Linked DNA regions of Homo sapiens: region 1 is linked to region 2. Evidence: chromatin contacts called from ENCODE Hi-C or POLR2A ChIA-PET data. All regions are on one chromosome and are shown on one strand. Each heading gives the region's core, a stretch centred on a gene start or an enhancer-like site at or near the end of the contact. The rest is flanking DNA. Distances are from core to core; before and after follow the strand shown.

Region 1 (4,271 bases), core at 1,771-4,270, 76 kb after region 2:
GATAGCTGGAGTATGAAAAGATTGAGCATACTAAAACTTCTGAGAGCATGAAAGGTGGGGACTGATGCAGTGACCCAAAAATACGTCATCATCTGTCGGGCCTGGTCTAGACAAGGCAGGTGGAGAAGGAGAGGACTTTTGAAGAGGTAACACGGAGGTCAAATTCATAGGACTTGTCAGCTAACTGGATGACGGGTTTTTGAAGAGGGGGATGGTGTGGGTGGCAGGGAGGGGGACTGGTTGCTGGGTGAGGTAAACACAAGTGGCAAAGCAGGTTGAGAGAGGGGTGATTCAGTCTTGGGGATGGTGGGGGAGGGGCAGTATCCAGACACCTGAGTGGAGGCCATCAGGAAGAACCAGGAGTCTAGGACAGGTGAGGTCTGAGATGCAGAGGGTTCAGATGGCAAATCATTTGGACAAAGTCATTGGCTTTGGCAAGGGAGAAATGATAGGTTTGTTCATTGATCCCTTTATCCACTCATCATTTAGAAGCAAGATTGAGCAACTTCTTTGTGACAGTGCCTTCAACAGCTTTTTAAACAGAAGAGTGTCAGGACCTGACATGTGTCTGTAGGAGAGACCGGGGTAGGAGATGGGGGTGGACAGTGGGCACAGGAGAGCAGTCGAAAGTGAAGCTAGGACCAGGGCAAGGGGGCCAAGTAAGGCTGGTCAGTGTCAAGCCAACCAGGGGAGGGTGGCAACGTGAAAGCAACAAAGGAGAGCAACCACAAAATGTGGCACGAAAGTTGACAAATGCTCGCCATGGGAAGACAAAGCAGGCAGTAATAACATCTGTACCAGAGAGAGGCCAGGAGGGCGGGGAGAGATCACTGGAGTGGCTGAAGAGAAGGTCACCAAGGAGCTTCCCTAGAACGGCTTCAACTGAGGGTTGTGGGGATGGCCAGAGAGCAGTCTGAGGAGCAAGGGCAGACGCTGTTCCAGGAACATTGGCAGCATGGGGACACGGGAAGGAAATGCGGTTACTCGAGAAGGAAGGAGGGCCTCTCTTCATCCCCATCCTCCTTCCCTTCCCATCCTTTCCTTTTTTAAGGGTTAGACTAGAAGGATTCGAATCTATCTGTAGGCCTAGTTGGGCGGCTGTAGTAGAAAAGAGGAATGATGAGAGATGGCTAGGAAGAAGTTCCTGAAGAGCGTGAGGCGTGGGAGCCAGAACTCGGAGGAGACATTGGCCTGGGAGGTGGGTGCGAAGCTTCTGAGGACAGAAGGGAACAGCTGAGGTGCAGCAGGGCCTTCCCTTCAGCCTGCATCCTGGGGAGAGGCTCTTGGGGTCCCTGCATCCCCCTGGGCCACTCTGGCTGACCGAGGTTCCTGGTCAGACTCCAAGCTGCTTGTGGCTGCAGGGATCTTGAGGGGTTGCCTTTTTAAAATTTTTTTATTTTTTGAGACAGAGTCTCTCTCTGTCGCCCAGGCTGGAGTGCAGTGGCATGATCTCGGCTCACTGTAACCTCCACCTCCCAGGTTCAAGCAATTCTCCTGCCTCAGTCTCCTGAGTAGTTGGGATACAGGTGCATGTCACCAAATTTGGCTAATTTTTATATTTTTAGTAGAGACGGGGTTTTACCCTGTTGGCCAGGCTGGTCTCAAACTCCTGACCTCAAGTGATCCGCCCACCTCGGCCTCCCAAAGTGCTGGGATTACCGGCATGAGCCACTGCACCCGTCCTGGAGAGGCTGCCTTTTGGTAGAAGTAATGCAAGCCTCTTTTAATATGGGCACCTGCTCAGATGTGGGTGACCTGATGGTTGATGACAAAAAAATGACCATATTACTTTTCAGAGGTGAAAATAACAGCTGTAGCTGTGGGAAAGCCACCCATCTCAAGGCTTCATGATGTCAGTGTTGTTCTCATATATGTAGAAACCAGTCAAAGTGTAACCTGTCTGTAAATAAACAAGAGCACCATCACCATGAATAACTGCAGCGCAACATCACCCTCGGGTTTCTTTTTTGTTTTTAAATTTTATTTATTTTTAATTTTTAACTTTTTGTAGAGATGGGGCCTCACTGTGTTGCCTAGGGTGGTCTTGAACTCCAGGGTTCAAGTGATCCTCCCTCCTAGGTCTCCCAAAGTGCTGGGATTACAGGTGCGAGCCACTGCACCTGACCTGGTTTATTATTTGTCGGCAAACCAAACCCCAAATAGATGTATCTTCAATTTTGTTCATGAAAAAGTGTCAGTCCATAAATGCCGTAACTTACATTATCAATACGATCTCCTAATCAAGGAAATTTATGATCATTTTCTTAAGTATTAGGATAACATAATTTTAATAGGCCAATAAAATTAAATAACTGTAAAGAACGCTATTTAAATATGTGTGGTATGTATAAGTGGATGGTTTTCATCCACAATAAAAGTTTATATTAATGTTTTGAAAAGAGAGAGTAAAGCAGTGAGCAGGAGTAAGGGCCCGGGGGAGGTCACAGGGAGCAGAAGGTTGCAGATGGGGAGAGACAGGTGGCTTCTCTGCAGCCTTTGTTCCTCATGTGGGAGAGGGTAGCAGGTGGCTTCCAGATTTTCTGCCTACAAATGTCTGTAACAAACAAGTCCTAGCTGATCATGGTTCCTAGTGTTTAAAAGGTATGAAGGAGGGAAGGGGATGCTGGTGGTGGGTGATGATGGTACAGTTAACATGTACCAGTTCCTTGATGTATGCACTAGGTACCATGCTAAGCACTTTAGATGTATGGTCATGGAATCCTCACAAGTCTTCAAGGTAGATGGTGTCATCCTCATTTCAAAGATGAGAACACAAAGGTTCGGAGCAGTTGATGCGTTGCCCAAGGTCACACAGCAAGAGCAAAGCAGAACCAGTCCTTGAACGAGGTCTGCCAGAGCCCGGGGCCTGTTCTCAGCTGCCAGCTTGGGATAAGGCCAAACAGCTCTATCCCAAGGAGGGAGAAGGAAACCAGTGTTTGGCTGTTGGAGGCAGAAGTCCAAGGTAGTGAAAAGTGGCCCCGAGGCTAGAGTCCCACAGGAAGAAGCCTCTTCCCAGCCTGCAGGCTCTCCCCTAGGCAGTTCAGTGGCCGGCTTCCAGGACAACTCAACTGTGTTCCCTCCTGAATCGGAAGAGCGCAGGCAAAAGCCTTGGCAGCTGTCTTGCCGCCTGGGCAGAAGCCCAGATTGCCAGGAGTCAGGCTCTGTTCGGTCTGTCCTCTTGCCCCAAGGAGGTGACAGACTAGGCTTGGGGTGTCATGTACATGGGAAAAGAGGACAAAGTGGTGAGTTAAATCAGCTAGTCTGTAGCAAGGCATGTTTCCCCAGGGACTCAGGTCCCCGCTTCAAGAGAACCTGTTCTGGAGACCCCTTCCTTGACTGTGTCTGCTGTGCTGGGCTGGGACTTAGTGGACAGAGACAGCAGCCTGTAAGCCCCTTTTCCCAAGTAAGGAGCAAGGGCACATTGACATAGAAGCAAGCTGACATTTCCCAAGGGACGTAGGAAGTGCCTGCACTTCATGTTTTCAGATGAGTCTGCAAAGGAAAACAGCAGTGGTACTTCATCACTCATCCATTCGATAAATATTGGTTAGTAATTACATGCTAGGTACTGTGCTGCATAGAAATGGCCCTCGAGGAGGAAAGTGTATGAACTGCTGCCCACAGGATCCATGGATGCTTCTGAGGGGTGTGGGAGGGTAACAGGGGAGGGAGCCAGTGTCCAGCTCCTAGAGCAACCTCCCCCCAACTCCCCCCAATTCACCATTTTACAGATGAAGAAACAGGCTCGGCCAGGCGCCTATAATCCTGACACTTTGGGAGGCTGAGGCGGGCAGATCACAGGTCAGGAGTTCGAGATCAGCCTTGCCAACACAGTGAAACCCCATCTCTACTAAAAATACACACAAAAAAAATTAGTCGAGTGTGGTGGTGGGCGCCTGTAGTCCCAGCTACCTGGGAAGCTGAGGCAGGAGAGTCCCTTGAACCTGGGAGGCAGAGCTTGCAGTGAGCCGAGATCGCGCCACTGCACTCCAGCCTGAGCGACAGAGCGAGACTCTGTCTCAAAAAAAAAAAAAGAAAGAAAGAAAAAAGAAACAGGCTCAACAACATTAAGTGATTTGCCCAGCCACCGCATTGAATAAGTAGGCAGATTTTCAGAGCAGGCCTGCGTGGCTGCACTCTTGGCCACTATCTATTACTGATGCCCACCTGTGTGTTTGCTTCCAGTTCTTCAAGGCCTTTACCAAGAACGGCTCGGGAGCAGTATTTCCAGGTGGGTGCCCAGCTCTGGTTGTCCTGTTAGCATCTTCCTC
Region 2 (3,666 bases), core at 1,081-3,580:
AGATTTGTTGACTTACTGAATCCATGAACAGTGGAGGGATTGGAATGAGTGAAAGGGCTGAATCCTCAAGTTTGTGCAAAAAAAAAAAAAAATTCTTTTACCAGTCATTTTCTCTATATACATAATTATAATATTTAAGAAAAATTAGGAAATACCTAGGGAGATAAATTATTGCAACTAATAGGAGTTTTAGGTAAGTTTTGGGGGCTTTAGAGATAGGTATAATGTTCTAAAAGTACATATGAATACGTGTCATATATATGTCTTTTCAATATGCCAGCCCTGGACACATAGGTGTTAACTTCTTTATCTTTGACTTTGGAGGTTTCAAATTGGTAATGTGGTTTTGAACTATGTAGGATAGTAATGTGATACGTAAAAATATTTATTTTGTTATCTAAGAAACCTTTGTAAACCTTTGTCCAGAAGCTACAAGGACTATGAACTTTAAAGTCACATTGCTGGCAATCTGCTCTGCCTAGTCACATGTTTCTTTACGGCAAAGGTTATATTTCCAGAGCAGTGATTCTCAACTTTTAATGTGCATGTGAATGATCTGAGGATCTTGTTGAAATGGAGATTCTGATTTAGTAGGTCTGGAGTAGGACCTGAAATTCTGCATTTCCAACAAGCTCTCAAGTCATGCTGGTCCTGCTGGTCCTGCTGGTCCTGCTGGTCCCAGGACCACGCTGAGTAGCAAAGCTTTAAACTTGTATTTCCCAAACTTATTTGATCACAGAAAGCCTTTAAAAATATTTTATACTTATAGAACACCAACAGATATTTATGAGATGGGATGTATGCTTACCTCAGGGGTTGGCAAACTATGGCCCATAAGCCAAATCCAGGCCCCTGTATGTTTTTATAAATAAAGTTTTGTTGGACCACAGCCATACCTAGTTGTTTACATGTTACAACTACATGTAACTACAACAGTGGAATTGAATAGTTGTGACAAAGACCACATGGCCCGCAAAGCCTAAAATATTTACAGTCTGATTTTTTACAGAAAAAATTGGCCATCCCCTGGCTTAAAGTAACTAGCTTTTTAAAAACACATTGTATACTCCATTCCTTCTACCCTTTCACAATTGAAAATGCTTGAATGCTATGTGTGTCTGTGAACAGGTAGGGAGTGATGGAATTTCCGGGCACGTTGGTACTTTGAGAATCTTTCCAGGTGATTCTGATTCATAAATGTGTCCCTTCCCCTGTTAAGAACATTGTTTTTTTAACAGAACAACCATAAAAGTAACAAAATAAATTATTAATAACATTAAGTTGAGGTAAGACAAGATATATAATATATACCAACAATCAAACTACATGCATCAATATAGCATACAATAAATGCCCACTAATTTTAATATTGACATAACATTTTGTAAAGTTTTTAAGGGTGATAGTTCAAATATTGTTAGTAGTAAAATTATTATGCTTCTCATACTGAAGTGTTGATATTTTTTAATTTAACATATTTGAGTTTTGGTGCTTCAAAATAAACTATCCCAAAGTCTTTTGCTTTTCTCACATTACATTGTCCCCAAAAATTTCTTTGAGATTTTTCCAATTCAGAGATTTATTTTATGCTTTCTTTAGTAGTTTTGCCAGCTTGAAGTTAGCTAATGGTAGTTTTGTTGTTGTTTTTTCTTTGTTTTTCTTGAGGTGGAGTTTCACTCTTGTTGCCCAGGCTGGAGTACAATGGCGTGATCTCAGCCCACTGCAACCTCCGCCTCCTGGATTCAAGTGATTCTCCTGCCTCAGCCTCCTGAGTAGCTGGGATTACAGGCATGCGCTACCTCACCCAGCTAATTTTGTATTTTTAGTAGAGACAGGGTTTCTCCATGTTGGTCAGGCTGGTCTCGAACTCCCGACCTCAGGTGATCCGCCGCCTTGGCCTTTCAAAGTGCTGGGATTACAGGCGTGAGCCACCGCACCCAGCATGGTAGTTCTTAAGTAAACTCTAAAGTGATTTTTCTTTGCAGATTAATCAGTGGGTTTTACTTTGTTGTTGTTGTTGTTGTTGTTATTTTTAGATAAGATCTCGCTTTGTCACCTAGGCTGGAGTGCAGTGGTGCAATCTCAGCTCACTGCAGTCTGGACCTCCTGGGCTCAATCAGTTCTCCCACCTCACCCTCCTGAGTAGCCAGAACTACAGTCATGTACCACCATGCCCAGCTAATTTTATATATTTTTTGTAGAGATGAGGTCTCTCACTATGTTGCTCAGGCTGGTCTCAAACTCCTGGGCTCAAGTGATTCTCCTGCCTTGGCTTCAGAGAGTGCTGGGATTACAGACGTGAGTCACCGTGCCCAGCTAGGTTTTACTTTTATATGTTGCGTAAGTGAATAAAGTCTCAGCATTTGGAATGCTTTTCCCTTCAAATTGCTATGTGGAACTGTAAGTGGAAGAAATTTGTATGATAATTTTATTGTAAATATTATATTCTTATCGTGAATCTGTTTACTGCATTGTAAACACATGAAACTCAGGAATTTCTGTTGTTTGTGTTTCGTGTATTTGTCTTGTTTCCACAGAGCTTCATAGCAAGTGAAGTACTCAAGTTGTTCAGTCTTAAAAAGGAGCCAAACCACAAAACAGATTGGCAGAAAATGATGAAATTTGGAAGAAAGAAAAGAGACCGAGTGGATCATATCCTGGTCAGTGTATACAACCAAACTGTTTTTATTTTGACCATATCTTTTAAACTCAGAATGCAGTTAGATTCTAAAAGGAAAAGGGATAGACTTATTCTTAAATCTATGGTATTAAAATCTTAAAGCCTTTACTTGCTGCATTTCTACCCCTCAGTTTTGTTAACTATTTTCTTTTGTACTCAGTAGATGAACATTTAACTTGATCAATAGTATTTTATGTAGAACTTGAGAAATTTACTCAAATGGAAGCAAAGTTTAAGGTAGTGAATTGAAAAGAGACCAGTGTGGACTCTGGAGCCTGACTGCCCATGTTTAAATCTCTTGATGTGTAATCTTGGACAAATTTGTCTAACATTTTTGTGCAAAGTGAAGGTAACAATAATAGTACTTACCTGATAAAATTATTAAGAAAATTAAATAAGTATATGTGTAAAGCACTTAGAATAGTTCCTCATATACAACTCAGTAAATAATAGCTGTTACCTCATCATCATCACTATTATCATTATCCAGAACATTCCCTGGATAGGATTTATTTGGTTTTGCAATATATTTCTGTAACATTAGGAAAGTGTTTATCAAAAAAGAAAAAAAGAAAAATTCAGGTTTCACTCTAAACATTTTAATTCTGGACCTTTTATCTATATTGACATTTATATAATGAAAAAAAGTGTAATACTTAAATTTATCACCGTTCTCATGTATGTACCTCTCTAGTGTTTCATTTACTCAGTAATAACTGTACTAGATAACATTTGCTTAGTATTTTATAGTTTATCATTCTTATGCCTTATTTGATTTTTTTTTTTTTTTTTTTTTTTGAGACACAGTCTCGCTCTGTCACCCTGGCTGGAGTGTGGTGGCACAATCTCTGCTCACTGCAGCCTCTGCCTCCCAGGTTCAAGTGATTCTCATGCCTCAACCTCCCGAGTAGCTGGGATTACAGGCACCTGCAACCATGTCCAGCTAATTTTTGTATTTTTAGTAGAGATGGGATTTCGCCATGTTG

What was found. Hi-C counts contacts between places; a loop is a spot of excess contacts on that map. ChIA-PET counts read pairs that join two places held with the same protein, here RNA polymerase II (POLR2A). Pooled maps may share reads with other maps.
Region 1: a loop to region 2 is called in a map of CD8-positive, alpha-beta T cell, with 5 times the contacts of the local background. The contact joins two enhancer-like sites. A Hi-C loop is called at or near these places in 29 of 168 maps with a recorded cell type or tissue (CD14-positive monocyte, CD4-positive, alpha-beta T cell, CD4-positive, alpha-beta memory T cell and 18 more), 3 of 37 single-sample maps with no recorded cell type and 24 of 50 pooled maps. POLR2A ChIA-PET finds 5 or more read pairs at or near these places in 5 of 52 experiments (AG04450, MCF 10A, PC-9 and 2 more).

What each region holds. Positions count from the first base shown.
Region 1 is chr1:180,171,136-180,175,406 of GRCh38, forward strand. QSOX1 (quiescin sulfhydryl oxidase 1) reads left to right here. Exons shown (of 12, transcript NM_002826.5): 3 at 4,186-4,231. Among named protein-coding and RNA genes, the nearest start is that of QSOX1, 18 kb to the left of the region's middle. Within about 2 kb of position 3,021, at least 17 of the 41 ENCODE cell types and tissues checked have a DNase peak (open chromatin) inside an H3K27ac peak, as active enhancers do.
Region 2 is chr1:180,096,326-180,099,991 of GRCh38, forward strand. CEP350 (centrosomal protein 350) reads left to right here. Exons shown (of 38, transcript NM_014810.5): 37 at 2,538-2,660. Among named protein-coding and RNA genes, the nearest start is that of QSOX1, 57 kb to the right of the region's middle. Within about 2 kb of position 2,331, at least 5 of the 41 ENCODE cell types and tissues checked have a DNase peak (open chromatin) inside an H3K27ac peak, as active enhancers do.